2 separate regions of the Homo sapiens genome follow, and region 2 is linked to region 1. A link is an interaction called in ENCODE POLR2A ChIA-PET data of the cell type or tissue named here. Cell type or tissue: GM12878. All regions are shown on one strand. Each heading gives the region's core, and the rest is flanking DNA. Links, peaks and the distances in the headings are about the cores only.

The links. Peaks named below come from ENCODE experiments on the same cell type or tissue, not always from the same donor. Only the 100,000 strongest peaks of a DNase experiment are listed, where the experiment ranks them.
Region 2: POLR2A ChIA-PET joins it to region 1 with 5 read pairs; 2 of 35 experiments call an interaction of 5 or more read pairs at or near these places.

Annotation. Positions count from the first base shown.
Region 1 is chr2:173,098,152-173,111,519 of GRCh38, forward strand. The region is part of intron 2 of MAP3K20 (mitogen-activated protein kinase kinase kinase 20); the gene reads left to right. Among named protein-coding and RNA genes, the nearest start is that of MAP3K20, 29 kb to the left of the region's middle. In GM12878, for the core only: no CTCF peak of the experiment used is centred there; a DNase peak (open chromatin) is centred at 3,720; H3K4me3 peaks cover 416 bases.
Region 2 is chr2:173,407,446-173,425,237 of GRCh38, forward strand. No RefSeq gene overlaps it. Among named protein-coding and RNA genes, the nearest start is that of CDCA7, 61 kb to the left of the region's middle. RefSeq lists an enhancer at 8,356-8,864. In GM12878, for the core only: no CTCF peak of the experiment used is centred there; no DNase peak of the experiment used is centred there.

The sequences.
Region 1 (13,368 bases), core at 1,784-5,783:
ATTAATTATCTTAGATATTTGACAATCGCTATTGAGTTCTGGCATAGTTTCTATAATAACTCGTCCAAAGCGGTGCTCAAGAGTGGCCACTGGTATTTTTAAGCATGGAGAGAGCTTTGTTAACTATACCAGAGCTAACATTTTAATTTGGTACAAGTTGAGTATCCCTAATCTGAAAATCTGAAATTCAAAAAGCTCCAAAATCACAAACTTTTTGAGTGCTGATGTGACAACACAAGTGGAAAATATCACACCTGACCTCATGTAACAGGTCGCAGTCTAAACTTTGTTTCATGCCCAGCATTATTTAAAGTATTGTATAAAATTGCCTCCAGGTATAAGATACAGATGAAACATAAATTGATTTCATGTTTAGCCTTGGGTCCCATCCCCAAGATATCTCATTGTATATATGCAAATATTCCAAAATCTGATAAAATCCAAATACTTCTGGTCCCAGCCATTTTGGAAAAGATACTCAACCCGTACTTTCAAATGTACTCTTTTATGGCTGAAGAATATTGGTTATAGCATCTCCACATGCCTAGTCTCTTCCCCTTCACTCAGGAGTCCCTTTGTGAGTTATTAAATAATCTCATATAAAATTTTTCTCTCCCCAGTTAGAATTTGTTCATTCTGGATTTTATCCTTTTAGGTCAGTGGTTCTCTCAAAGTGTGGTCCCTGGACCAGCAGCATTAAGCATCACCTGAGAATTTGTTAGAAATACAAATTCTTGGGCCTCACCCCACACCAAATGAGTCAGAAACTGGGAGGTAGCGCCCAGCAATCTGTGTTTTAACCAGCTTTCTAGTTGTTTCTGATGTCCCCTAGAGTTTGAGAACCACTACTTTTATTGTACCTAGCCAATCATATGCTAAATACAGACAGTATAACTTCAGTTTGGAATTTTGGGTACCTTGTCAAAAAGTGGCGGAGAGGTTTTTGCTCTTAGAGGCCTTTAGGCTCTTAACTTCACCCATTGTAGATGACCACCTATGCACATAATAAACTGAAGGCTGACTTAGGAATGGCAAATGTACATGAAACCTCAGGCCAATACTTTCAAATTCCAGCCCCTTCTCATAGTGGTGCTAATCTGACTTTCCGGCCTTTTTTTTTTCTTCCTTCCTTCCTTCCTTCTGTTGTTTTTGTTTGTTTGTTTTGTGTTTTGTGTTTTGTTTTGTTTTTTTTTTTTGAGACAGGGTCTCCCTCTGTCCCCCAGGCTGGAATATAGCGAGCTCACTCTAGCCTCGAACTCCTGGGCTCAAGCCATCCTCCCAGCTCAGTCTCCCAAGTGGCTGAGATTAACAGGTGCAAGCCCTCTCACTCAGCTGTTTTATTTTGTCTTTTTTTATTTTCTGACAGGATCTCTCCACTCCTGTCCAACTGTTCTTCTGCATTACTTTTTTAATTTTTGTAACCTTGTTCACATTCTTTCCTTCACTTGTAATACCTTTGTCTTCCCTGTCTGGGCAGATCCTACCCATTCTTCAGCTGTAATTATTTCCTTCTCTGTGAAGCATTCTCAGTCATACAAGCGTATTTTCTCTTTCTCTTCTGAATTTATACCACATAATACCCATAGTACTAATTTGACCGATGGTTAAAACTGCCTGTGACTCTGCATTCCAGTGAGAAATTGCCACCTAAGTTTTCATGTGAACATGCTATGTCTTCTCATCTGAAAAGCAGGGCTAATGATAGTACCCACATCATAAGAGTTGTTGAGAGGATTGAATGAGATCATATATGTGAAATGTATGTAGAAGAGTGCTTGACTCATAGGAAGACTTGGATAACTGTTAACGATCACTCGCATCTTCACAACTGTACCCCACAGTCAGAACAGCAGCTAGATGTCATCTTTTGTGAAAATGTTAATTAGCTGATATCTAGGCCTCATGCTGAGAAGGGATCAGATGCCACATATACAGTTAGCAGCAAAGGCAGCCTGGCAAGGCTCAGGGTGAATACAGTGGGCAAGCACATGTGTGGTGCATTTGATGTCCTGTTGTGAACTTTCTGAGAGCAGGACTGTCTTTGTAGCTGATGCTGTCACTAGACATCATCACTCTACCAAGTACTGCTACCACTGTGAGCCTGAATTTGGTGAAGGGCTTTACACCATTGCCCTCTTCTTCTTCACAGTCACTTTATAAGATTATAATCTGCATTTGATGGAAACTAAGGCTCAGGGAAGTTAAGCAGCCTGCCTAATATAAACAGCATCGTTCACTTGGGTCTTCCTTGCCAGCCTCACAACACCTGCCATTGTGCTTTGCTCCCAGTGAACATTGAAGTATTTGTTCCTTGATACCTGGTATTGTGTCGCAGTGGACATACCTCTCATTTTTGTTCATCTAGGAAATGTATCTTGTATTGACATACCTACATTTTCTTCATTTACTCTGCTTTGAGCTGTGAAGAGGGTAGAACTCGTGTCTTTACCATGTCACTGTAAGTACAGTAACACACTTGCATTCACCTACATAGTAACAAACTCTTAGGTATTGCCCTTTCTGTAGGGTTCCTGATGTCTGGTTTTTATAAATGCCCTTGCTTTTGTGCCTTTTAGACTGGCATGCCATTTCTGCTTAAGGAATTTTAAACGTGTCACTGTGCAGTGCTTTAACATTGTGCTACGTATATAAATCATCATTTTGAATTGGAGAGTAAGCAATTTAAAATAATGGATCATTTTATTTGATAATGAACATAGTCATCATCCGGAAGTATATGTTGAATAGCCATCCATCACTCTGCTCTTTTCTACCAGACATTTCTGTTACTGGGAGCTTGTAATCTAAGACACTCCAAGGTGAACTGCTATAAAGGTGTTAGAGGAAATTGGACACATGTTGAGCAAATAAATGTATTAAAATGAGTAACATGTATTACTGATATGTCTGAAGATAACTCAAACCTTAGGAGAGAGGTCACTGAGGAAGAGCCACCAGAAAGGCTTCTCCTAGGACCTAGAGGAATTTGGAAAATTACCTGAATTATAAATAATGTTCCTACCATGTTATGTGAAATGTAGTTACATTAAGACAAACACCACTGATTTTTTTTAGATGATTAGTGTGACCATAAAAATGTTTTATTTGCAAGCCAAAGCCCCTAATCCTTCTTATGTTTGCTACTTAGTCTTTAAAATTTTTAAAAATCCTTTCAAAGCTTTGTTAGATAATATATTTACCTGTACATGGAGGTTAATTTCAGTTTGCCTTATGAGAAACATTGCAACTGTTATTTCACCTTTTCATTAAAGTATTATTGATCTCAGCATATTGAGCAATAAACATTTCAGTTAGTTAATATTTGTTCTACAGCCATGCTGGAAATATTATGCTGAAGTAAAACCAATTAACGTATTTCAGTAAAAATGTTACAGCCTGAGTAGCTGATGTTATACAAAGCTAGGCTCTTGCTATTAGAAGAAAAATAGTATACAGCATGAATTCAATTCCTGAGAAACTCAAAGCCTAATATAGAGAATTGAGAAATTGAAAAATTGGAGGAGAGAAAAAGCAGCCCGTAAGTATTTCAGATAGTTTCAAAATTGATATGACTGGCTCTTAGTCTTCAAAAATAGAATTATCTCACTTGAATATTTAAAAAGTACCTAGAATTTTCTTCTCTGTTCTGTAGTGAAGATGGGAAGTCACTGACATGAAATTACCCAAGAATAGAGGCCATGTTATCAATTTTTTTTCACTGATGCTTGACTCATACTCCCGGTTAGGACATCCAGTTTCTGTTTGAACACTGCCATTGATGACATATGAGATGCAGTCTGCTCTAGTTTGGAACAGCTTCTTAGAAAGTCCTTTATAATGTAACTTCCAGCCATTGTTCCTGGTCCCTGCCTCCGGGGCCATATACAACAAATCTTACCTTCTTCCATGTATCAGCTTCTAGAGGATGGCATCTGTACCTTATTGATCTTTGTACTTTCTGGACTCTACACAGTACCTGGTCCACAATAAGCAGTCAATAATGGATAGGATATAAATGAAAAGAATAATAAACATAATGATCACATCTCAACTTTCTCTTCTTTGTAAGATTTACAGAAAGGTTTCACTGTTAATGAATCTTCAGAAAAGAATACAGCTTGCCATTCCTACCCTACTTTATAGCCTTTTCTTCTCCATGTTTGGCTGATTTTTTGAGTTCTTAATAAATTACTTTGTCTTTGAATGAAGGGTTCTGTTCTATAGCAGCTAGAAAGGATGTTTTCCTGGCCGTGGTTCTTATCTGGTTTGTTTTTGAACATATTTCCCAAAAAGGAATCCAAGATGCTTTTTCTTAGCCCTGCTAATATCAGATGTTCACTGATTCATGACCTGAGAAAAATTAAGGTGTCCTAAATGAAATGAGACTGCCAGAATTTTAATGACTTGAAAATATGACTCTTATCCCTGATACTGTTCTTCAAGAAAATAATGCTTGGCAGAATTAGGTGCATTAGAGAAGCAGCACTGGTAAGTATGAAAATGTTTGTTAAAGAGGGAGGAGACTGTATGGCAGCTCTGCTTTCCAGAGATTGTATTCAGCAAGTAATGTACAAAATCAGCTGATCTCACGACATTTTAAAAACATGCCAAGCAGTGCTTCCATTAGTCGGAAACTGAATTGCTTCCATTATTGGAACATAGAATCTACCTTAAGAAACATATACTCATAGGTGGGCAGATCACCTGAGGTCAGGAGTTCGAGACCAGCCTGGCCAAAACCCTGTCTCTACTAAAAATACAAAAATTAGCTGGTGCCTGTAATCCCAGATACTCGGGAGGCTGAGGGAGGAGAATCGCTTGAACCCAGGAATTAGAGGTTGCAGTGAGCCGAGATCGCACCATTGCAATCTAGCCTGGGCCGCAAGAGCAAAACTCCATCTCAAAAAGAAAAAAAAGAAAAGAAAAAAAGAAATATATACTCATTTTTATTTTAATCACTTGGTGGCTATTTTAAAATATAATACAAAGTTTAGTGAGCATCCGCTGCTGAACAAATCTTTAAAGTTGTGAAAGCGAGGGACTTTTTCTCCCTAAAACCTCAGGATGTCTTCTTAACTACACAGTAAAGCCTAGGCCTCTAAGTGTGGCTTGCATTCTTCTATGGGAAAAACCTTATGTGCAAAGAAGCCTAGGGATTGTAGTAAGGCCAGGACACCTCTCTCAGATCAGTGAGGCTCTGTGGGAAATCCTGATTCTGGATATACTGACCTCAAGTGTTGACCAGACCAAGAGCAGATTTTAGGAAGAGATCAAATTAATTAATATTAAATGGACTTGGGAGTATGAAGTGTTAAAAAGTTTATACTCTGGCCTTGTTTCAAAAAGGATTTAAGATTATTAGCAGATAAAGTAAGCATGTTTTGAAGTTCCAGGAAGGCCCTCTGTATCTCTGAAATCTCTCTCACCTAAATGTAAGGTGAGGAAATAGAAAAAAATTAACATTTCTTTAGTTTCTGTTATTTACAGCTACTATTCTAAGCACTTCGCATAGATTCTCTATTCAAGCCTACTGCTAACACTTCCAGTTTTATCTTGTAACTTTATTCTTTAAGGTTGTTTCCCATAATAGAACTGCAGATACCACTGAAAGAGGTAACTCTACATGTGAATAATACCTTGAAGTACAAAACATACCTGATTTGTTTCCTGAGCACATATTTTTCTAGGTGGGGAGGTGCATACTTGACACTAGGAAACTGTGACCTGAACAGATTCTGAGGTAACTTTCTTTTCTGTAATTCAGCCATCCAACAAATATTGAGTATTTATTACATGCTAGGTACTATTCTAGATACTGGAACTACACTGGTAAATAAAAGATACAAGGATTCATGTTTTTTAGAGTTTACCTTCAAATGTGGGGAATAAGAAAATAAATGGTATGTCAACACATTAGAAAATATAAGACCTATACCTGCCAGGGCTAGGGGCTGAATTTAGTGATTCATTTCCAAAGATTCAAGTATAGAAAAGGAATAGTTAGTAACTTTACAGTGGGCTAACCTGACAGATGCCTCCTTAACCAAGTGATGAGGGCTAACAACACTAGTAATTAGTCAGGTTGATAACGTGTATCCCACATATGATTTGGTGAGCAAAGCATTTTACCCCTGAGGTTTTCTTCCCCTAAAACCATAACCCCAGTCTAGTCATGAGGAAAATATCAGGCAAACCAAAGCTGATGGACAGTCTACAAAATACCTGGCCCCAGTGCTCCTCAAGACTTTGAGGTTTTGGGAAACAAGGAAAGACTGAGAAACTGTCACAGACCACAAGAGATAAGGAAATGTGATGAATATACACAGTGTGGTATCCTGAATTGGATTCTAGAACAGAAAAAAAAAGATGTTGGTGGAAAAAATAGTGAAATGTCAATAAAGCCTGGAGTTTAGTTCATAGTCATGTATCAATGTTGGCTTCTTAGCTTTGACAAATATACCCTGGTGATGCAGCATGTTAACATGGGGGGAAAACAGGGCAAGAAGAACTATCTGTACCATCTTTGCAACCTTTCTGTGAACCTAGAATTATTCCAGAATAAAAAGTTTATTTTAATTAATATAAGGGGAAAATAGGGCAGAGTAAGGGAGATCAGGAGTGCCAGAGGAGCTAGGGTTCAAATTTCAATGAGTTGGTCAGGGTAGGCCTCACTAAGAAGGTGACACTGAGTAAAAACTTGAAGGAATTAAGGGAGGGAACCAAGCATGGGGGATAAAACATTCCAGATACAGGCCCATGGCAGGTGGGAGCATGCCTGTTGTATTGGAGAAATAGCAAGGGGGCCATCGTAGCTGGAGTGGAGTGTGTGAGGGAGGAGAAACAAGAGGTTGGGCCAGAGAGGCAATGAGGCCAAGTGGTCTTGGACCTTGTAGGCAATTATAAGAGCCTCCGACCTAAATTGGAAGGAAATGGTGAGCAGTTGAATGCTTTTGAATAGTGACGTGAAATGGTTTGACTTACATTTTCACATGACCACTCTGGAGACTGTTGAAAAGAGATTACATGGGACAGAGACAGGGGACCAGTTATGGCTCTATTACAGTAATCTCAGTGAGAGATGCTTGTGTCTGGGGCTAGGAAGGTTGCAGTGGAGGCAGTGAGAAGTGGTTGAATTTGGGGTAGAGTTAACCAGATTTGCTCACTGATTGGCCATGGGCTGTGAAAATAATCAAGGACGTCTCAGAGGTTTTGCACTGAGGAGATGGAAAGATGTGCGTGGGCGCAAGGGAAATCAAGAGAGGAGCAGGTTTGTGAGCAGGTCGAGTTCTTTTTTGATACAAACAATGAACAATTAGAATCTGCCACCTAAATACCATTTACAATGCAATAAAAATATGAAATACTTGGAAGCAACCTAAATGTCCATCAACAGATGAACAGATAAACAATATTTATTATTCAACCTTAAGAAGGAATACAATTCTGATCCATGCTACAATATTGATGAATCTTGAAAACGTATGCTAAGTAAAAATAGGCCTAACACAAAAGGACCAATATTGTACAATTCCACTTATATGAGGTACCTAGAATAGGCAATATTCAGAGACAAAAAGTAGAATAGAGATTACCAGGGGCTGGGAGAGAGAGAGTGGGGAATTATTGTTTGATAGGTATAGAATTTTTGTTTGGGATGATGGAAAAATTCTGGTAATGAATAATGATGAGAGTTGCACAACAGTGTGAGTGTAATTAACGCCCCTGAATTATGCACTTAAAATGGTTTAATTGGTAAGTTTTATGTTATGTACTATAATTTTTAAAACAAAGTTCTATTTATAGAAAAATGAAATGCTGAAGGATAAATTTAACAAAAGTCTGTGTAAGATCTTTACACTGAAAACTGTAAGACATTGCTGTGAGAAATTAGTGAATACATTTAAAAAAGAAATATATCCTACATTTATGGGTCAGAATATTTTTATTCAGATGTCAGTTCCCCCAAAATTGATTTGAAGATTTAATATAATCCCAAATCATAACACACCCAGTTTTTTAAATTTTTTGTAGAAATTGATAAGTAGATTGTAAAGCATATGGCAGTGAAGAGGACCTGGAGTAATGAAAAATGAAAACTAACAGTAATGATGGAGAACTTGTACTACAAACTTATTTGATGGCTTACCATAAAGCTACAGTAGTCAAGATAGTGTGGTATTTGTGTGTAGATAGACTAGTGGAACCGAACAGAGAGTCCAGAATTAGGCTCACATATATTTGGTCAGTAGATTTTTGACAAAGATGCCAAGGCAGTTAAGTGAGGAAAAGGGTAACCTTTTCTAGAATTGGTGCTGGAATGATTAATGTCTATATTGAAAAAATTGAGAACCACTGAACTAGGGAAATGTAGTATGGTTGCTGAGAAGCAATCAGGTTATGTGTTTTCTTCAGCCATATTCAGCTCAACAGTTGCAAGGGTGGAGTAAACAGAGAATTGGATTTCTTCAGGGTTGTGGTTTTCCTGAGTACATTGAAGGAAAAGTAGAACCATGATGCTGAGGATGGTTGCAGGGGAAGGATTCTGTGATTTGGCCTGGAATTTAGGCTAAGTAAGGAGGGAAGACTTCAGGGAAGGGTGTGACACTCATAAGGTATAGGAACAGGTAATGATAGGTCAAGGGATTACTGGAGTTCAGGTGCTGGAGGCAGGAAGCTGGAAATACAGGAATTGGTGGTCAGCAAGTAGGGGGCCTGGATTTTAGATTGTAGAGAGGTGCAGTTATGGGTAATTCCTAAGTCATGACCAAAGGAATTTGTGACTGCGGCAGGGTGAAGGACTAGACTGTTGCAGGGGAAGAGTTCAAAGACTTGAAAGAACAGGTGTCTGAGGGTCTTGTAAGTGCATGAAAATTCCCACATCCAGACAGGAATAGTAATCGGACAAAGTGACAGTGAGCTGGGGCTAAAATCATTAAGAAACAGGGGAGTGAACTAGGGATTGGTACATGATGGCAACAATGAAGGCTCATGAATGATGCAATCTCATGACAGAAGATTCAGCTTTTGGGAGGTGGTAGGAAAGAGTACTGTCTGGAGGTGGTAATGAGGGGCTCCCCACCAAGCTCTGCAGAGCAAGGGCCAAGAGACAGAACAGCAGCTATTGCGAGGGCTGCCGGGGAGGGCCAGGCTCTGGACAGAGGAGGCAAGGGAAGGTTTAGAGAAGAGGTTCAGGATAGAGGGGCTTTGTGCAAGGGTTTCAGGAGTTGAGAAGATATGGGAGGAGGATCCAGCTAGAATACATGCGGTCCTGTAGGAATTGGCATGAGAGGTGAGGGGGCAGCCGGAGCCGGTTGTCTTGTGCTGACCTGCACAGGGATAAGGGCACCCAGAGCCTAGTCCTGGAGTATTCAGGACTCGCCTATTTACATGTTTTAAAATAAAATATATGTTTTAAATAACATCTTCTGCCTTGCGCTGCAAATGGAGGCATTTAATTCCTAGGAAGCAATATGGCTTCGTGTTTAAGAGCCTGGGCTTTAGCGTCAGACAGGTGTAGATTCAGATGCTTTCTCCACTACTTATTAGATTTATGGGAAAGTGACTGCACCAAGCCTTAGTTTCCTTTTTTATAAAATGCAGATAATAATAGAGTCCACTTCATAAGGCTATTGTGAGGACCACATGAGGTAATCTGGGTAAGTACAGTGCCTGGCTCCTACTCAGCTCTCAGTGCGTGTTACCTGTGGCGGTTAGGGCTATGATTTCAGCAGCAGACAGTCGGAACATATTCGAGATTTCTCCTCTCCCCTGTGGCTTGTTAGCACTATTTCAGCATAACTTGCTTTTTTAAGACTTATAGATAACTAGCTATTTACATCATCCTAGAGTATAATGTTTCCCAAACTTAAAAAATCTTTGTTCTCTATGGTGGTTTCTCATCCTTTTTAAAAAAATTTTCTCACCAGACAACAATATTTTGTCATTTACTTACTATATTTTGTGTTATAAACTGGGATTTTTATTTTTTTTTTTATTTTTTTTTGAGATGGAGTTTTGCTGTTGTTGCCCAGGCTGCAGTGCAATGGCGTGATCTCACCGCAACTTCTGCCTCCCAGGTTCAAGCGATTCTCCTGCCTCAGCCTCCGGAGCAGCCGGGATTACAGGCATGTGTCACCATGCCTGGCTAATTTTGTATTTTTAGTAGAGATGGGTTTCTCCATGTTGGTCAGGCTGGTCTCGAACTCCTGACCTCAGGTGATCCGCCCGCCTCGGCCTCCCAAAGTGCTGGGATTATAGGCGTGAGCCACCGCGCCCGGCATAAACTGGGATTTTTAAAAATCTCTTTTTAATTACACATGTCCTGTCCCCTTCCTTGTCCTCTGGAAATTGAGATCTCTCACTTAGGAATCATTGTTATATCAGCTCATTATGATTGCATCATAGAATAATTTGGAGGTATTGTTCCATGTATAAGATTGGTAGAAATGAGAAGGACTGAAACACTTATAGCTGGTGAGGGAATGGAATGATGGGCATAACACTTTCTTGGTGGAAGTCTAAAATGGTAAGCCTTCCAGAAGACAGTTTGAAAGATTGACAGAAGTTTTAAAATGAAATGCCTTCGACCTATCATCCTCACTTTTAGGAATTTGTTGTAAGCAAAAATTGGAAAAGTGCATGTGCATATGTATTAAGAGTTGTGTATGGCAATGCAAATCAGCAACAGTGAGCACATTCTATTTTTATAATCAGAACAAAACAACAAAACTAACCAAAGGCATGGAATCTTACTTGTGGGACAGAGACAGTAAAAAATCTTTATAATTGGTCTGTTTTGTACAGATTGGCAGTTCACCCCTCTGTTGAGTTTTCAATCATGCAAAGTACCTTGAAAGTACACTCATATGCTTTTGATATTTTCTGCTTCAACTCTCCTAGAATGTCATTGATGGCCCAGAATTTTAATCTCCTTACTTCTCTTTTTTCTTTCTCCGAATTTATTTGCTATCATGAAGCTCAGCAGATACGTGATATAAAGTAAACATTAATTCTACTTCAGAGTTTCTCCAGGTTGTAATTGGTAGCTGAAGAAATACTGCAGACATTTTAAGTTAAATGTAACTTGAATTTATCTGGGCACTAGGCACCTTCCTTTAGTATTCTGTAAGAATACAAATAAAACTTTTGGTTACTAAGCAATAATGCTTTAGGGTTTTGCCTTTGTTTATAGCTCTCTCCACATCTGGTGATTATAAAGGGGAGAAATCTGTATATGCTCTGTAGGTGAAAACCAGTACTTGTCACCAGTACATGAAACCAATGCTTGGGTGGTATTTGAAATATGTCTTTCCGTTTATTATGGTGGTTTTTTTTTTTCTGTTTGTTTTAGTAAACCCATAAAGGCTCTGGAATGTCTACCCACAGATATTTGTCAAGTTGAGTAAGAAGAAATCTTCCTTTTTAAGAACTGTGTATAAAGAAAGAAGTATTTCACACCTGTTTATCTTAGCAGGGTCTGCAGAGAGAGGGAGATAGATTCCCCATTAACTCTCATTCAGAGGAGAGTTTAGAAAAGAGAGTGTATGGTGACCTTCTCTGCTCTCTGGAAGGGCACTGGCGCCAGGTAGAAGGGCCCGCTATTTGTGTCTACAAACAAAAAGTCTTCCTAAATTTCTCACTTTTCTTGTTGAGCCCGTTTGTAGAATTCTTTCAATTCACATAGCTGAATTGTCTACAATCATAAAATGCTAATATGATACGTTTCCAGAAACATATTTTAAGGCTTGTAATTTTTTAAAAAATGAAAACCATCTTTCAGTTTGGGTTCCCATTTGATGCAGTTGCAGATGAGAAATGTCTTTCTCATCCTTCCTAGTAGATTAGGCAACCTAGTTGGGGGATGGGACGTGATGTATTTGTCTCCCCCAAAGGAATGTTTAATGATCCTCCTCCTTTTAAGATATTATTAAGTCAAGTTAGTAATAAGTAGGAAATAAGTAAAATTATCTTTTTAACTTTAAACAGAAACAGTTATTTTAATACAACTTGATATATATAAATAATAAAATATATATAATATATGTTATACATATATATATATATATATATATATATATATATATATATATATTTTTTTTTTTTTTTTTTTTTTTTTTTTTTGAGACAGGATCTTGCTTTGTCACCCAGGCTGGAGTGCAGTGGTGTGATCATGGCTCACTGCAGCCCTGACCTCCTGGGCTCAGATGTTCCTTCCACCTTAGCTTCCTGAGTAGCTGGGACTATAGGCACATGCCACCATGCCTGGCTAATTAAAAAAAATTTTTTTCCATAAGTTATTGGGGTACAGGTGGTATTTGGTTACATGAGCAAGTTCTTTAGTGGTGATTTGTGAGATTTGGGTGCCTCATTACCAGAGCAGTATACACTGCACCATATTTGTAGTCTTCTATCCCTTGCCCCGCCCCTACTCTTTCCCCCAAATCCCCAAAGCCCATTGCATCATTCTTATGCATTTGCGTCCTCATAGCTTAGCTCCCACATATCAGTGAGAATATATGATGTTTGGTTTTCCATTCCTGAGTTACTTCACTTAGAATAATAATCTCCTCCAATCTCATCCAGATCACTGCAAATGCTGTTAATTCATTGCTTTTTATGGCTGTGTAGTATTCCATCATATATATAGACCACAGTTTCTTTATCCACTCGTTGATTGATGGGCATTTGGGTTGGTTCCATGATTTTGCAATTGTTTTTGACCCAATGCTGCTATAAACATGCGTGTGTAAGTATCTTTTTCAAATAATGACTTCTTTTCCTTTGGGTAGATTCCCAGTAGTGGGATTGCTGGATCAAATGGTAGTTCTACTTTTAGTTCTTTAAGGAATCTCCACACTGTCTTCCATAGCGGCTGTACTAGTTTACATTCCTACCAGCAGTGTGGAAGTGTTCCCTGTTCACCACATCCATGCCAGCATCTATTGTTTTTTGATTTTTTTGATTATGGCCATTCTTGCAGGAGTGAGGTGATATCACACTGTGGTTTTGATTTGCATTTCCCTGATCATTAGTGATGTTGAGCATGTTTTCATATGGTTGTTGGCCATTTGCATATCTTCTTTTGAGAATTGTCTATTCATGTCCTTAGCCCACTTTTTATGGGATTGTTTTTTTCTTATTGATGTGAGTTTGTTGTAGATTCTGGATATTAGTCCTTTGTGAGATGTATAGATTGTGAAGATTTTCTCCCACTCTGGGGGTTGTCTGTTTACTCTGCTGACTGTTCCTTTTGCTGTGCAAAAGCTCTTTAGTTTAATTAAGTCCCAACTATTCATCTTTGTTTTTATTGCATTTGCTTTTGGGTTCTTGGTCATGAAATCCTTGCCTAAGCCAATGTCTAGAAGGGTT
Region 2 (17,792 bases), core at 7,608-11,607, 320 kb after region 1:
GCTGCCTCATTCTCTCAGTATTTTTGTGGTTCAAATTGGAGAGAATATGATTTTCTGGCACATATTTTCATGCCATACCTCCTTATCGGTTCTTGACCAGCCTGTGGGCTGGCTACCCTCAAGGGCCCACTGATCCAATCTGTCACTGTGGCCAAAGGTAGGACACTTGGCTGCCTTTTTCAAGAATGTTTTAATCACCCAACTGCCCTATGCTAAGTGAAATAAGCCAGTCGTAAAAGACCACATATTGTGTGATTCCATTGATATGAACTGCCCAGAACTATATATAAAGGCACATCTCTATATAAACTAGATTAGTGATTGCTTAGGGCTGTGGGTGGGGGTGGGGGATTGGGGCATGACAGTTAATGGGTATGGAATTTCCTTTTGGGGTGATGAAATGTTTTAAAATTGATTGTGATGAAGGTTGCACGACTCTGTGCTAAAACTCTATTCTAAAAGCCACTGACTTCTACATCAACATAGAAGCAGTGCATGGTAAGTGAATCATATCTCAATAAAGCTGTTTAGAAAAAAGAGTTTCGTAGAAGCAAATTTCTTAGGAAGGACCGAGGATATGGCAGACATCACATCCTCCTAATTGTTTATCTTCATAAATGCCACCACTTTTTAATCCATTTTGCCAAACCAAAACTCTGAAATTTATCTGACACCCCCCGCTTCCTTTTTCAGTTCAGTGGTTACCTCCTTCCTTGATTCCAGCTATTAGTTTTTTTATTATTTTATTTTATTTTTGTTTTTATTTTTAAAATAGAGAGAGAGAGTCTTGCTATGTTGCCCAGGGCTTGAACTCCTGGGCGCAAGTGATCCTCCTTCCTTGGCCTCCCAAAGTGCCGGGATTACAAGCATGAGCCACAGCTCCCGGCCCTTGATTATATTAGTGAAGTAGTTGGGTCAGATGCCCTACTTTGTGCTCCAAAAGCATCTGACACACGAGCCTGGAACCGTTTATTATCCTCTATTATAATTGGTGCCTTGCTGACAAGTCTCTGCTACTGGACTCTAAACTATTTGGAAGCCCTTCCCCTCCCTATCCTGGCATGCTGCCTGACACCATAGGTACCTAACAAGGTTTCTGCTGTGGCTGACTGGCTGGGTGGGATGGGATGAGGGGATGGATGGAAGGAAAGGTTGATTATCATCTCTGCCCATGACTGCTGCCTGCTCTTAGAAATCCTGCCAATTCCATAATAGGTGTGTGTGCCAATGGGAGAATGAATGAGGAATGGGTGGCTTAGTGCAGTTCCACCCTGTCATCTACCGAAGAATCCAAAACACAAGTGATACTGATGCAGTGTGGCCCACTGCTGTGGGAACAGTTTATCTGTGGCAGCTGGCAACCTTCCAAGGACTCAGTTTCCACTCACTGTGATTTGACTTGAGTTTCCAATGGGCCCTGGGACACGATATATTCCTTAGAGTAAGGGCAGACCTAGTGCTCAGTTACACGGAATAGGCCTGGTGTTTCTAGTCATTTCTCTTCTGGGCCAAGCCCCTTGACTGAAAGATTTGGGGCAGTGGGAGGGCAAGAGAGTGGGAGAAGGAGAAGTAGGGAGAGGAATAGCCTTCTCAGAACAACAATTGATTTGGAATATGAAAATCTTATTGATAAAAGCAAAGCCCAGACGGAAGGAAGCAGTTTGATATGTGCACTATTTGAAAAAAATCATGTGCATCTGTTTAGCACAATATACAACATAATGACAGCAATCTTCCCTGTTTGTATCTATTCATCTGATTATACAGAGTAACAATTCTTTTAGTTACACATTTATTTACCCAGGGATTTTTTAATGGATAATAAGTTAGTAAATCAGATAGCATGTGTTCTGGATAATACTTTAGTAAACTGTCTACCACACAAGACAGTTGCAATTCACATTTTATATAATATCCAATGTTCCATTAATACACATAGCACAATGTGAAGCTATGAACAGCTCTTCAAGAAGGACAAAGCAGATTTTAATGATTATTTAATACTGTTTGATCTAGACACATATTATGTTGAAAAGCTACAGATTTCAGTCCTGCAATGCACCACAGATGTAACGAAAAATGTGGACTTATTTGAAGTATAATCCAGTGGATTTCTTTTGATGCAGTTGCCATGGCTGTTTGTGCTAAAGTTTCTTGTCTTTGACCCAAGGAGAGATACATTGTATGCTTTTACTGACTTTTTCCAAACTTAAACCCCAAAGCATATATATCATTTCATGGCAAAATAATGAACTTGAAGGAAGAAAGAGAGAATAGTACTGCATTTACCTTAGGCCATTGAAATACGATAATAAAAGTAAAAATAGTTCTTTCTTTCTTCCTGGAGGGAAGATAGAAGTCAACACAATTTCTTTCCAGAATGCTGAATGGGCCAGGAAGTCTTGTGGCTTAAGACTGGAATTAAAGATGGCAGAAGAGCACATCTAAAGAGGGGCTCCGTCCTTAACTCCCCACACTACTGGGCCAGGCTAGCAGGAAAGAGCACAGGCTGCTGTTGCGAGGCCAGCAACAACCACCTCTGAGATTAATCCAGCAATAGCAGCTTGCAAAATGTTCACTTCTTCTGCGTCTCCTGATGAAGCTCATGGGGTTTCTCAACGTCATTAAGATGAGATCTGTTGTGGTCTTAAGATCACATTATATATCTTATTTCAAAGAAAATTCCTGTGTCAGATTCCCATTACATGCCACTTTGTAGGGTACTATTGCAAGTGGAAATCAGCATCCTTATTATTTAGTGAGTCACGAATGAGGAACATTTGCAGGCATGCTTTGGCTGCATCGAGGGTGGAATCTAAACGTTAAATCTGATCAGATACAGACAACAGCCAGACCTTTCTATTCCTTTCATGGCGTGGCATGTGACAGTATTATTGAAGATGGACGCATTGCTCCCAAAGCGATGCTCAGACTTTGCTTGTTGTTCCACAATGCTACCTGTGAGCTGCCTAGCCAGCAATCCCACAGTTTTGAAAGCTCAATTTCTTGGGGCAGAATGAAAAGACATTGAATATCTGAGCGACTGTCTTGAAATAATTTAGCAAAACTAGATTTGTTTTAGAGCACACAAAACATGAAAGATATAAAGGGGAGGACCTGGCATGAACGAGTGGCCACTATTTCCCAAGCATTCTCCATATATTTTTTTCATTTAATAGTTACAATTACCTTGTGAAGTAGGTATTACCATCTCCCATTTCCAGATGAGGAAACAACACTCAAATTTGCACAATTAATCAGGGGCAGGGCCACTATCTGAACCCAGCACCGGCTGACTCAGAAACTTGAGCTGTTTGTTTGTACCGGTGCATCTCAAACTACACAATAGTATCATCTGGAGTTAAAAATACATCATTGCCTCAGCTCCACAGCCAGAGACTCTGAAGTCATTGTTCTGGGCTGGGGACAGGGCATTAGTATTTTTTTAGAAACTCACCCAGGGATTCTAACAGACGGCCAGGTTAAGAACCATGATTATATCATACCACCTGCAAAGTTACAAACCCACTGTAAGTCACTACATTTACTTGAACCACATAAGTCATAACTAATGAATACCCTGCCATCTATACTGTGGGGCATACAATAAAATGTGGATGTCGTTGAACACGACTCATTATCAATCCTTTCTATGAAGTCTTCATGCATTTGCCATTCCACAGTGGATTGTACTGTCCCCTTTTTTTCTCACTGCAGTTCAACATCTTAAGATGTTTTAAACAAGTTCATTGAGCTGTATTCTGGTAGTATTCTGGTAGTGGTTCTATCATACCAAGCCCATTAAATAAACTCAGGAAAGGAAATAATCAAATTAAGCTGTATATCTACAGGGTCAAAGATTGGGTTAAAATCTTAAAACTTAGACATTTCCAATAGTTAATTTCTTTCTTTCTTTTCTTTTTTTCTTCTTCTTTTTTTTTTTTTTAGAGAGTCTCACTCCTTAAGTGATCCTCTCACCTCAGCCTCCTGAGTAATTGGGTAGTACACCACCACTCCTGGCTAATTTTTTGTATTTTTAGTAAAGACAGGGTTTCACTATGTTGCCCAGACTGGTCTTGAACTCCTGGGCTCAAGCTGTCCGCCCGCCTCTGCCTGCTAAAGTGCTGGGATTACAGGCGTGAGCCACCATGCCTGGCCAACGGTTAATTTCTTTTGTTCATTATCGTGACCTCAATCATGATCTCAAAACTAATTTGATTGGATTTTTGGTTTGTTTCTAACTCGAATCTAGCTATTTGCCTGACAAGTTCTTCTGGTGCTGCAGAAGTGCATTCTGTGGATGAGAAATGGTAAAATCTAAACCTGAGATATTATTCTTTTTACATATTAATGCCATCACTTTCTCCCAAGTCTATGGAGGGCTATTTATAAGGCACAAAAATCCTCAAAACCAAACCCCCAAAAAACAAACACTCATAGCCTAAGAGTTAAATTATGTAAGCAATATTGTTGTGCTTGTGGTTAGAAATAGTAACACTTTTTGGAAGAAACGCTTCAAAATGCTAACAGTGGCTATCCCTGTTGATTAGAGGTATATGTAGAAAATATACAAACTAAACCCAAAAACTTGTTTGAGATTCTTAAGTCTGCTTACATCAGTGGTCCTAGTGGTCCTACTTATTATCCTTTTTTTTTTTTTTTTTTTTTTTTTTTTTTTTTTTTTTTGAGACGGAGTCTCGCTCTGTCACCAGGCTGGAGTGTGCAGTGGTGCAATCTTGGCTCACTGCAACCTCCGCCTCCTGAGTTCAAACGATTCTTCTGCCTCAGCCTCCCAAGTAGCTGGCACTACAGATGCCCGCCACCATACCCAGCTAATTTTTGTATTTTTAATAGAGACTGGGTTTCACCGTGTTGGACAGGATGGTCTTGATCCCTTGACCTTGTGATCGGTCTGCCTCCACCTCCCAAAGTGCTGGGGTTACAGGCATGAGCCACCATGCCCGACCCCTACTTATTATTCTTTCCAAGGCAATGGCTCTGGGTCATTTTCACTTTTTTTTTTTTTAAACTGTTTGCATCTTAGTGCAATGACTTGCTCTAATAAAAGCCTTCTGTTTTAAACATATGGGAGAAGAGATTAAAAACACTTACATTTTTGCCGAAAATCCTTTAACATGAAAAAATGTTTCCAAAGCTTTCTCAGACTTGAATTTCTTTGAACTACTGTTTCTCTCTATATGTTTTTTACCTGATTCTGATTCCAGATTTTATTGAATAAATAAAAGCAGAAGTATTGTATGTGGTTTAACAGGAAGAAGATAAACTAAAATAAGGAGGCTTAATTCCAGCAAAAGCTTTCAACATCACACAGTGTACAGATTGAGAAGGCAGATGCTGGAAGCAGAGGCCTGTGGGCTGATCCTGGTCACGTGGCCTGGGCACCTCACTTAACCTCATTTTCCTCAATTTCATCTGCAAAGTGGGGACTAATATTTAGCAGCTTCCTAATAGAGTTGCTGTGAGGATTAAATGTGTAACTGTATGTAAATGCTTAGAACACTACCTGGAAGTGCTCAATAGGTGACAGATGTTATTGCTGTTGTTAGATCTGTAGGTCAGTGGCAGAGCTAGTAAAACTGTGCAAAGTCTAACGTGGGTAGCCTGTATTTTTAAAAAGCATTCTATTTCCTTTCGTTGAGCTGTTCTTTGCAAGGAGGGGCCTCGTGAGGGGCAGGGATTGGAGAACGGAGGGTATCAGAGTGACTATTTGGTGTCCTTGCTTCGGTGCCATACAAAAACTTGGTCATTTGTTTTTATCCCTGGATGCTGCTCTAGGAACTTCAACAGATACTAAAGACAGGTGCAGAATTATGTCCTGGTGACTAGCAGTTTACTCTCTTGGCCAGGACCACAGGCTAGAATTTTAGTAAGAGATCATCCTCTGAGCCTGGACTTAGGAAATAAAAAGACCTTTTTTTTTTTTTTTTTTAACATAAGGGTACCGAAGCGTTGCAGCACATAGCTGTCCTTCCTTCCTTTTTTTTTCTCATTCTTTTTCTTTCCTTTATGATCAATTCTTTTAAAAACAATCACTTATAAAAACTTGGTTGCCAACTGATCAATAAAAAGCATTGACTAAAAATAGAATAAGTTAACGAAAATGCAACTAAAAAGTTAATTATGTTGTTAACGTAGTTAATAGCACACATGACTTGCCCATTGTTGGTGTTTTGCTGCAGTATCCTAGTACCCTGGGCCTTCCCAGGAGATGTAAACCCCTCTCTTGCTCCCATCCCCTGAACATGCTCATACACAGAGCTCATTCCCCCAGTCTCCTTTTCTTTTCCTCCTTCTACCTCAGGGAACTCTCCTACAGCCTGCTCTGGGGACCAATTTTATGCTGAGGGCAGGAGCTGCTGGCTCTGACGCGGCTGGGGCGCGTTGACCTGGAGCTTTTGTCTGGGATTTCTCACCCCTGTCTCCGCCATGAGGGCTCCTCAGAACCCATGGGCTCGGAAGAAATGCATTTCATTATTTCGACCAGCTTTTACTTAACTATTGTGTTAGATTACAAGACTTTCCAGCAAAATTAAATATTAGAATAAAAATTATTTGCAAAAGTACTCCTCATGTCTTCTCTTGCAACTTGGACCACATTTTGAGTGCATGCAGTTAACTATAAGGCATTCTTTCTTTGGCTACGAGTTCAGATGTCTTGTCTTTATTAGAAAACAGCCCTGTGCAAGCCCCAAATTGCTCATATTTCACTTTTTATCTTTTGATTCACTTAGTATATTATTCTCAAATCACTTTTTCCAATTCTTAACTAAGTTGTCTTTTTTTTTTTTTTTTTTTTTTTTTTTTTTTTGAGACGGAGTCTCGCTGTCGCCCAGGCTGGAGTGCAGTGGCGCAATCTCGGCTCACTGCAGGCTCCGCCCCCTGGGGATCACGCCATTACTAAGTTGTCTTTAATTTTTGCCTTTGCACCTTGGTATCCCCTCAACCCTAAGGCGTATACTCTTATTTGCCTTAAAGAAATGGAGTAGGCTGGGCGAGATGGGTCACACCTGTAATCCCAGCACTTCGGGAGGCCGAGGTGGGTGGAGCACCAGGTTAGGAGTTTGAGACCAGCCTGGCCAATATGGTGAAACCCTGTCTCTACTAAAAATACAAAAATTAGCCAGGTGTGGTGGCACACACCTGTAATCCCAGCTACTGGGGAGGCTGAGGCAGAAGAATTGCTTGAACACAGGAGGTAGAGGTTGCAGTGAGCTCAGATCACACCACTGCACTCCAGTCTGGGTGACAGAAAGAGACTCCATCTCAAAAAAAAAAAAAAAAAAAAAAAAGAGAAATGCAGTAAACCTAAGCAACTGCCTTTCTGCATGTAGTCCCTTCCCTAATACCCCCTGAAGATTGTGCTTTCAGTAACTTCTAGTCATGGGCTTCCCCCCCTACCATGGGATAAAGAAACTTACATGTCATTGTCCATATTTGCTTAGAGGACTGGTAAATTTGATTAGTCACAACTAAGCCATCAGACCAGGAACCAAGAAAAAAATCTTAAGTCTCAGATAAAGCCCTCTTTCATTAGAATATAGATTTGCTGGATCTGGATGGATCTCAGAAAGAAATTAGATTTGTCTCAACACTTTCTAGATGAAGAAACCAAAGACCCAGAGGTTACTTTTTTTGGCCAGCTGCCACATGACTAATGGCAAATGGCAAAGTTATAACAAAAGCCTAAGCTTTCTTACATCATCTGCAGAGTACGAACATTCATTCATTCATTCATTCATGTCTTTCTTTCTTTTTCCTTTCTTCCTTCCTCCCTTCTTCCCTCCTTGTCTCTTTCTCTTCCCTCCTTCCTTCCTTTTTTTCTTTCTTTCCCAACATTTATTCATGCCCACTATGCACGTATTTCATCATAAACAAGTGATTTATTTTCAGAATTGAAAACCTGGTGACATATGGTCTGATGAGTAGGAGTGCACTAATAGACCTACAGAAGCAGAATGTTTGAAATGGGAACTGCCCGGGAAAATCTGATTTACGTGGTTATTGTCATCAGAGCTTGCCACTTTCCCTGTAACGCACACCACACCAGTTTTACTGTGGTGCCATAGAATCCTGATTCAAAACAAGGCAAGAAGGACCAAAGAATAATAAGAGAGTACGTGTACACGTCCAAACCCATGCATAGAGATGGAGCTGCCTCGGATGTAATTCAGCAGACAATTAGCACACTGACATTTTGGCAAAATTTCCAGACATTTCCATAAATCCTTTTTAGATTCTTCTTCCCTCCAGCTCAGCAAGACAGTCACATTTTTTTCCGGGCCTCAGACAAACAATAGCATCCAAATGATATTTAAGAACAACCTCCCAGCATGACAACTGAGGCTCAACCCATCTCGGAGAAAGGAAGGTCACCATATGCCCCGCACTCTTTGTGCGCGGCCTCGCTGCCATTTTACAGGGGCCTTGGCCTCTTTATTTTACTTTGGGAGACAAGAGCTCTACTAAAACGCACAAAGGGGATTTGAGATTAAGGATCGTCTTCTATCTCTCTAACCTACAGCATCTTTCATCCTAACAAAGGTGGGAGGAGCTGAAGAGAAAGATGGGGCTAACAGGAGGGGGCTGCGGAGGAAGCCAGGCAGCCGAGGGGGAAGGGGAAGAAAGCGAGCTTTTTAAAACTTGCTGTCCCCCGGCCCTCCTGTTTTCTTCATCTTACAGAAGCACCATCTGTTCCCAGACTTGATGTGCTTGCATTTGTTTTCCATTCAGCAACAGCTTATGTAGGAAGCAGATTATGAAGTGAGCAAATATGTCACCGACTGGATCAGCAACTGTATTTTGTTCGCCCCCTTAAAACTTTACAGAAACCCTGCGGCCCGTGCACACGGGGCCGGACCCGTCGCCAGCGCCAGTGCGCCGGCCGTGATTAGGGCCACCTGACTTCGATTATCCTTTGTGCTCCAGCCTGTCAGTGTTTATGCACTTCATTTATACTGTATTTTAAAGTACCCTTAAATTATGTTTTCAAAAATTTTTCTAGTGTGCAAGCCTAACGAGAGCATAAACAATTCAAGAACAGGGAATTTACTATTTCTTGCCATATTCTCTTTTCTCTAGTCAGCCATACAGACAACTTTATAATATAGTGACATTTTGGCAAAATTTCCAGGCATTCTCTTAACTATGTAGACTTATTTGATCATACTTCCAAAACTAACAAGATGGGGATGAATCATAGGAGATCAGTTGTAGACATCAAAAAGTCACCTTTTGCTGTCTCAAAAAAGAAAATCCCGTCTTCAGCTTTTAAAAATATTCTGGGCCGGGTGCGGGGGCTCACGCCTGTAATCCTACCACTTTGGGAGGCCGAGGCGGGTGGACTGCCCGAGCTCAGGAGTTCAAGACCAGCCTGGGCAACACGGTGAAACCCCGTCTCTACTAAAATACAAAAAATTAGCCGGGCGTGGCGGCGGGCGCCTGTAGTCCCGGCTACTCAGGAGGCTGAGGCAGGAGAATCGCTTGACCCCGGGAGGCGGAGGTTGCAGTGAGCTGACATTGCGCCACCGCACTCCAGCCTGGCGACAGAACTAGACTCCATCTTAAAAAGAAGAAGAAAAAAAAATTCTTGGCAGGGCGGGTGGCTCACACCTGTAATCCCAGCACTTTGGGAAGCCGAAGCGGGTGGATCACCTGAGGTCAGGAGTTCGAGACCAGCCTGGGCAACATGGTGAAACCCCGTCTCTACTAAAAATACAAAAATTAGCCGGGCGTGTTGGCGCATGCCTGTAATCCCAACTACTCGGGAGGCTGAGGCAGGAGAATCGCTTGACCCTGGGAGTCAGAGGTTGCAGTGAGCTGAGATCGTGCAATTGCACTCCAGCCTGGGTGAAAAGAGTGAAACTCCAACTCAAAAAAAAAAAAAAAAAAAAAAAATTCCGGAAGATATGATCCAGATACTGTGATCTTCACACTGGGCTGTGGTGTCTTCCAGTGACAAGACTCTGAAATGCAGAAAGGACCACATAGCATTGTGTGGAGCTGATACACTTTACATTCTCATTCTGCTATTGTTGGACATTTTAGTATAACATTCCAATGATAAATAACGCTGAGGTCAACATCTTTAAGCACGAAGCTTTTTCTATTTTTATAATTTTTTTAGACTACATTGTGAAAAGTGGAATTAAAAAATAAAGTTAGTGACATTTTGAATTTCATCTTCAAACCACCATTTAAGAAAAGTTTACTGTTTTGAATAGGTATATAAAAGTTGGGACTACTAATCGTCATTGCATGTACATGTTTTTACCCAAACTTTATTGGAGAGCCTTGGCACATCCCTTAACTACAGTCTTCACCTGTCTGACAGAAAATTTAATATTATTTACCTGAAGTACCCTTAATATCTTGGAATATAAGTTGCTGTTAAACTTATTCATTATTTTCTCTAAGGGCTCATTGAACATTTAAACACCTTGGTAGAGAATATGAATGACTAAATTAGATACTTTAAGTTCAAACTTGGTTGTACTATTCTGGCATTATAATACATTCTATGCATACTACAAATTGCTGAGGCATCAAATTACAGAAGTTCAGTAAAGAAATGTTAGATTTTAAACTTCAAATGTCATGGATTAATGCTAGACAATGGTTTTCTTTAAAGTGCTAAATTTAAATCTGATATAATTATTTTATCCCATTTCATATTTTCCTGGGAAATTTTTACTGTGTGTTTAAAAATGAATTAAATTAGTGGAAGGAAAAATTTCAGAATGTCTATTTTATTTTGTTTATTTTATGTTTTATTGAAACAGGGTCTTGCTGTGTCATCCAGACTGGAGTACAGTGGTATGATCACAGCTAACTGCATGGTTGACCTCCTGGATTTAAGCCATCCTCCCACCTCAGCCTTCCAACTAGCTGGGACTGCAGGTGGGCACCACCATGCCTGGCTAATTTTTTATTTTTTCTAGAGATAGTCTCACTATGTTGACCTGGTTGGTCTTGAACCCCCGTGCTCAAGCAATCCTCTTGCCTTGGCCTCCCCAAGTGCTGAGATTATAGGCATGAGCCACCATACATGGCATCAGAATGTTCGTTTTAAATTGAAATTGCTGTGTAGATTTTAAGAAATATTAGAAGTTGAACTATTTGTCATACTCAAACTTTTTCTTTGATTAATGCACCAAGTTGCCTTGTTTTGATATTGTATACTTCTTGATTAATAATTTCTCTTTTACACTCTTGAGCATAAACATTCTTTTGTTGACTGGAGCTTTTATTTTTTCACCCAAAATTATCTGCATATGAAATATGTGTACAGAACAACTTTAGTGGAAAATCACAACAGCCAGGCCTGATGCAAACACATGGTTGAACCCCTGGACCTGCATTCCTCAGTGTGCTGCTGTCCCAACACAGAGTATAACACAACACCAAAAAATCCCAACACAAACATTTTTTTGTTGTTGTTGTTGGATATCCCAACACAAAAAATCTATAAGCATAAAACTCCTATAACTTCCCACAAAATGCCGTTGGCCTCGGCAATGTAAAGCTTACACTCACTAAAGGAATAGGCTTCATTTATTAGACAGAAGGTGGTCCCTGGGAAGGGTTGCGAATTTTCATTAAACTCTGCATTTTCCACATGTTGACTTTTTCTAGATCTGCTTTAATTTCTTTTGAGTTCTGAGTCCATGCTAGTGTGCATGACTGAGATAGAGTTATATAGAGTGAGGTGGGCTGTGGGGCAAAAACCTTGGAGTATTGTCCATTTTGGGGAAAGAAGTGTAGATAGTCTTCAACTGTTCCTGCCAACAGGTTACAGCACTTAAACACAGACAGGGATCAGATGTTTCTCTTAAAGTATTAATACTTTATCTCATGCTCTACTGGGACAACAGGAGATAAGCAGTCGTCTCTTTTTCCTCTGATCTGTGGATATGCACATTATTTAGAGCAGAACATTATTCTCTCGTTTTTCTTCCCTTGCAAAAGTTAAGGCCAAAACCAATTTCTCAGAGAATTAAAGGTGATCCTAAACCAATTCATCTTTATACTGCCTGCTTTTATTCCTCATCTGTATATATTCCAGTTGTCATAATAATAAACAGAAGCGGAAAAGACAGTAAAACCAGAATGCTTCTGACAGTAAAACAGGAACTCCTTGCTCTTAAAAATGAAGGAGGCATGTGCTTTGGCTCTGGGTGCCTTTTTTGGGAGGTATGGCCTCTGCAGAGGAAACCTGGAGCTATTGTCTTATGCAACAGTCTCTTTCATTGTACACAACGTCTGAATCATCACTTCTGCTGTCCTACCTGTATGAAATCTGGGTGTTATTCAATGGTGTGTTGATAACTTATCAACCACCTCTTCAGAAAAAAGAAGCTCTGATACGTAGCATTTGTCGATTCCCATGATGTAAATACTCCCACCATTGCTGATTTTAAGCTACCAGTGTGATTTCACTGACATAGAGTTAGGAAGAAATGTGCAAAATTGACTCTTGTGAGCTGATGTGAGCTGGTTCCAGTACAGTTTTAACTTCCTGAGCACCATGAACCCTCTCCTTTCATCCAGCTCATGAATCTCCTCCTGGTCATCTCAGATTCTTTATCCAATCTTGACTTCATGGTCAGCTCACCTCACCATCTTAACCTTTTCTCTATATCAGACATTTATTGTGTAATTACCATGCTGCAGACACAGCACAACACATTATGGCTACCAGGTCAACTAAGACAAGGTCCCTTCCTCCAGGAGTTTATCATGTAGTGGGGACACAGATTAGTTATCAGGCTAGCCAGGGATACCAATTCAGAGTGTAAGTGAGCGGTACGGGCAGGCTCAGGGTGCTTTAGGAGCCTAGGGTCACCTCTTGGGGTGATTCATATATCCCTAGACTTCTTTTCCTTTTCTGGAAGTTTGGAAAAGCAGGTTCCATCATTCATTCCACCCAAGCTGGCCTGAGGAGCATTGCTAGTGAGGGGAGTTCCTGCTGTTCATCTTCAGAGGGGCAATGTCTGTGTTACTCTTGCTGTGTCTCACAGAAGGTATTCCTGACTTCTGGAGCCACCTGCTGCCCTAGTCGCTGACATCCCAGGGGACTATTTCACCTCTTGTATTAGTCCATTTTCACACTGCTGATAAAGACGTACTTGAGACTGGGTAATTTATAAAGAAAAAAAGGTTTGACGGACTCGCAGTTCCACGTGGCTAGGGAGGCCTCCCAATCATGGCGGAAGGTGAAAGGCACGTCTTACATGGCGGCAGCAAGAAAGAATGAGAGCCAAGTGAAAGAGGTTTCCCCTTATAAAACCGTCAGATCTCATGAGACTTATTCACTACCATGAGAACAGTATGGGGGAAACTGCCCCCATGATTCATGTGTCTCCCACCAGGTCCCTCCCACAACATTTGGAAATTATGGGAGCTACAATTCAAGATAAGATTTGGGTGGGAACACAGCCAAACCATATCACCTCCTCCTTTGACAATTAGATTGAGGCCAACCAGAATAAGTTCCCACCTTTACCTTGTCCTCCCTCAGGGGTGTTCTTTCCCTCTGATTAGCCTTCATTTTTGTCCAGTCTGAGACGAAGAGCTGCCCATTTGTCTCATTAGGGCAAACCAACCTATTTCCTCCTACCTCACAGCCTTCCTGCACCTCTTGGAAGCCCTTTCTGTCTCAACTAATGCCTCTTCCCCTTGGCCTTTTCCCTCTTTTTCTCTTCCCTGGCTTCCTTCCCTTGACTTCATATCCTTAGCAGGCATTCCCCTGCCTGCGTCCACTCTCCTCGTCCTCGTGGTTCCCAGCTCTGCCACAACAGACAGTGGAGGAGAGCCTCCTGCTCATTCAGCTCTCTGAATCCCAGTTTCCTCGTCTGTAAAATGCCGATGTCCACAGCACTATAGTGAATAGATAATGAAATACTAATTAAATGAGATCATTAGATAATGTGTTATTTACCAATCTTTTACTCTTGAAGTCCTAGAATGTTCTTGCAGTGGCCAATGGTAAATGGCTTCTTTTTTTGTGGTTTTCTTCTCTGACCTCTGCAGCATTTGACATCTTGCTGACACCAGTTCTTCCTGAGACTCTTTTCTATCCTGGATTTAGGCACTGCATGGTCTGGAGACTCTTTCTGCAGCCATGAGTGCTGCTTTCCTCAGCCGGCTTCCTGGTTGTGGGAGTTTCCCAAGGGACAGTTTCCACCCTCCTTGCTACCCATCTTGGAAGAACCAACGTGCTCCCTGGCTGATGCTCTAGTTTCTGTGCAAAAGATTTACAGTCTACGTTCTCACTTGCCTAGGATGACCGACTGTCCCAATTTTCCTGGGACTGCGGGATTTCCCAGTGCAGGGCTCTCAGGACTCAAACCCACAGTCCCTAGCAAACCAGACCATTGTCTGCCTAGTCCTCAGTTTCTACCTGTTTTGTGAGGTCTCTCTCTCCACTACGTAGCCATTTGGATCACCTGTCATTGCATTAAGCCAAAGAGTCGAAGATCAAACTCATCGTCTCTTTTTTCCTTCTCTCTGAACTGAATCCATCCCTTCTCACTTTTGGTATTTGTTAGATTTGTGACCCTGGGAAAGTAACCCACTCCTTTGTGCCTTGGTTTCTTCATCTAGAAAATGGAAGTAATAAAAGTTCTCATGTATGAGTTTGGGACTGTTAAATAAGTGATTAATGTAAGCAGTTAGAACGGAGCTGACAATAGTAAGACCTCAGCAACTGTTAATGATCAATAATACTATCAGCACTTCTTCACATTCATGGGAACGTCATTGTCTGAATTCCCAGTTTCAAAGCATGTGAATTATCATTGATTGTTTCACCATTTCTGGGCATTTGCTGAATTGTGTGGATCATTATTTGCAACTCTCACATGCACCTGCTCTTTCCTTTCCTTCCCCAGAGCCGCTTCTGGGCTCTCATCACTTCCTATCTGTGTAACTGTCAGAGGGTTCTCACCACTTTTCCTGCTTTCTGTCTCCACATTTGGTTCCATCCTTGGCATGACAACCACATTAATCTCCCTACAAAATGCTTTTTTTTTTTTTTTGGAGATGGAGTCTTGCTCTGTTGCCTAGGGTGGAGTGCAGTGGCTCTATCTCAGCTCACTGCAACATCCACCTCCAGCATTCAAGCGTTTCTCATGCCTCAGCCTCCTGAGTAGCTGGGACTACAGGAGTGCACCACCACACCTGGCTAATTTTTGTATTTTTAGTAGAGATGGGGTTTCATCATGTTGGCCAGGCTGGTCTTGAACTCCTGACCTCAGGTGATCCACCCACCTTGGCCTCCTAAAGTGCTGGGATTATGGGTGTGAGCTATCACACAAGGGAGACAGGAAGGAGGGAGCCCAGTTACAAAGCTCGAATCCCTCAATTCCCTCCTCTCTGGTTGGCCCATTGTTGTGATAATGTGAGATAGCACAGGAGATGAAAGCTGTGGAGCCTCATGTCCTTGTCCAGTATTGTTGGTAGCTATTACAGGGTGTATTCCATCTTCTCTGATCTGCATGGCAAGCCATCCAGGCTCCAACTCCAATCACCTCACCTCATTTCCTCCAACTGTCTCCCACAAATCATCCTTGGCTCCAGCCATGCTGCTACCCTTCTGTGCCACGAGCAGACCTTTCGCCTCACGTATCCTCTTCCTCTCTAGGCCCTCAGGCCTAGAAAAACTTTCAGTTCCAACAGAAAACTTCTCCCCATCCCATGAGCTCACAGTGCTGTCAAACCCTCTTCTAAACCCCAGCAGAGCTGTCTGTTTTATTTCTGCAGCTGGACTTGACCAGACAGTGCCTTAGAGCAGGGTGTCCTAAAGTATTGCTCCTGGGAATGCTAGTGCCACTGGATGCAAGAGAGCTCTTTCTCCAAGCCTTTAATTAGGTGGTGAACATCATGAATCTTCAAGAGGGGGCTATAAAAAGCAGCATTTCCCAAATCATATTTGTCCATAGAAACATTTTTTTTAAAACATGGAGCATTCACAAAGACTGATGTTCTATCAGCTACTCTGGGAAACACTGTCTTAGAGTGTTACTTGAGTTGATTTGTTTGGTTACCTGTGGTCACAAATTCTTTGAGGTTAATATTATAATCTTTGTTTTTACTACAATAATCATATGGCCATTTGTTCAAAATCTAATAAGAGATGGATATTGAACTTAAAGACATTGAATTCCAGTTCCTCTGTTTTTATTTTATTTTATTTTATTTTTTATTTATGTATTATTGAGACAGTCTCAGTCTGTCGCCAGCCTGGAGTGCAGTGGTCCGATCTTGGCTCACTGCAACCTCCGACTCACTGGTTCAAGTGATTCTCCTGCCTCAGCCTCCCAAGTAGCTGGGATTACAGGCACGCACCACCATGCTCAGCTAATTTTTGTATTTTTAGTAGAGACAGGGTTTCTTCATGTTGGCCAGGGTGGTCTCTATCTCCTGTTCTCATGATCTGCCTGCCTTGGCCTCCCAAAGTGCTGGGATTACAGTCGTGAACCACTGCGCCTGGTCAGTTCTTCTTTTTTTAATAGGGGGATTATGAACAAATTATTTAGTCTCTAATATAGGCTTCATCTTTCTTATGGGGATAATAATACCTGTGTAAACTGGATTACATAAGGATTAAATAAGATAAAATATAAAGTATCAAGCGTAAAGTCAGAAAAAATATAAGTTCAATTAATTTCAGTTTTTTTCTTTCTTTTCCCAGATAGTTCATTTTGATAGGTTTACTCTGGCTTAGTTTTTTTTCTTTTGTTTTGTTTTGTAAATATACTTCTAAGAGAACCCTCTAAATCATCCAAATGTCTTTTTAAAATTTTAATATTGTAAATCTGGTTATTATACATCAATAGTCTTTACTATCAGAAGAAAAAATAGAGCCACAATAAATTTTGGCTCACGATCTGTTTATACCAATATGTTCACATGGTTAAATCACAAGAAATCATCAAATTAATATATTGTTGATGTTGCCTTTAATGTTTTACATATTCACATTTTTCATTTTCTTCTTGTGTACCCATTATCTTTGATTTTGACAACTTAAACCGGAAAGGTACAAAGATGATACGAAGCTGTGGGTAAGAGAGTCATAGAGTCGCCAGGCGCAGTGGCTCATGCCTGTAATCCCAGCACTTTGGGGGGCTGAGGCAGGCAGATCACCTGACATCAGGAGTTTTCAAGACCATTCCGGCCAACATGGTGAAATCCTGTCTCTACGAAAAATACAAAAACCAGCAGAGCATGATGGCACATACCTGTAGTGCCAGCTACTCAGGAGGCTGAGGCAGGAGAATCACTTGAACCTGGGAAGCAGAGGTTGCAGTGAGCCGAGACTGCGCCACTGCACTCCACCATGGGCAACAGAGTGAGACTCTATCTAAAAAAACAAAGAGATTCATAGAGTCACACTCCGGGCAAGGATGAGAGAGCCAACCAAAAGCTGAGATGTCTCTCTCTCATACACATCCCATATACTGACTGAGGCCATAGATTGTGCTCCAGGCATGCACACACCAGAAAAGCTACAAGGATGCAAATATATAACAGGCTTACTATGCATTTTGTGCCAGAGAATGTCAGGGCAGCCAGCCAGTATATAGTTGTCTCTAAGTGACCTGTCTACAGGGTCTCATTTTGTTGGGGGTGAAATTATTTCCTTCTTTCGAAAGCCTGCAAGGAAAGCAAAGAAACTTCTGGTCTGATGGTGACTGCCAAATACTTTGTGGGTGAGAAAGAAAGCGAGATCCATGCATCCTCACCACTGGGAAGTCATTTCTGGCAGGATG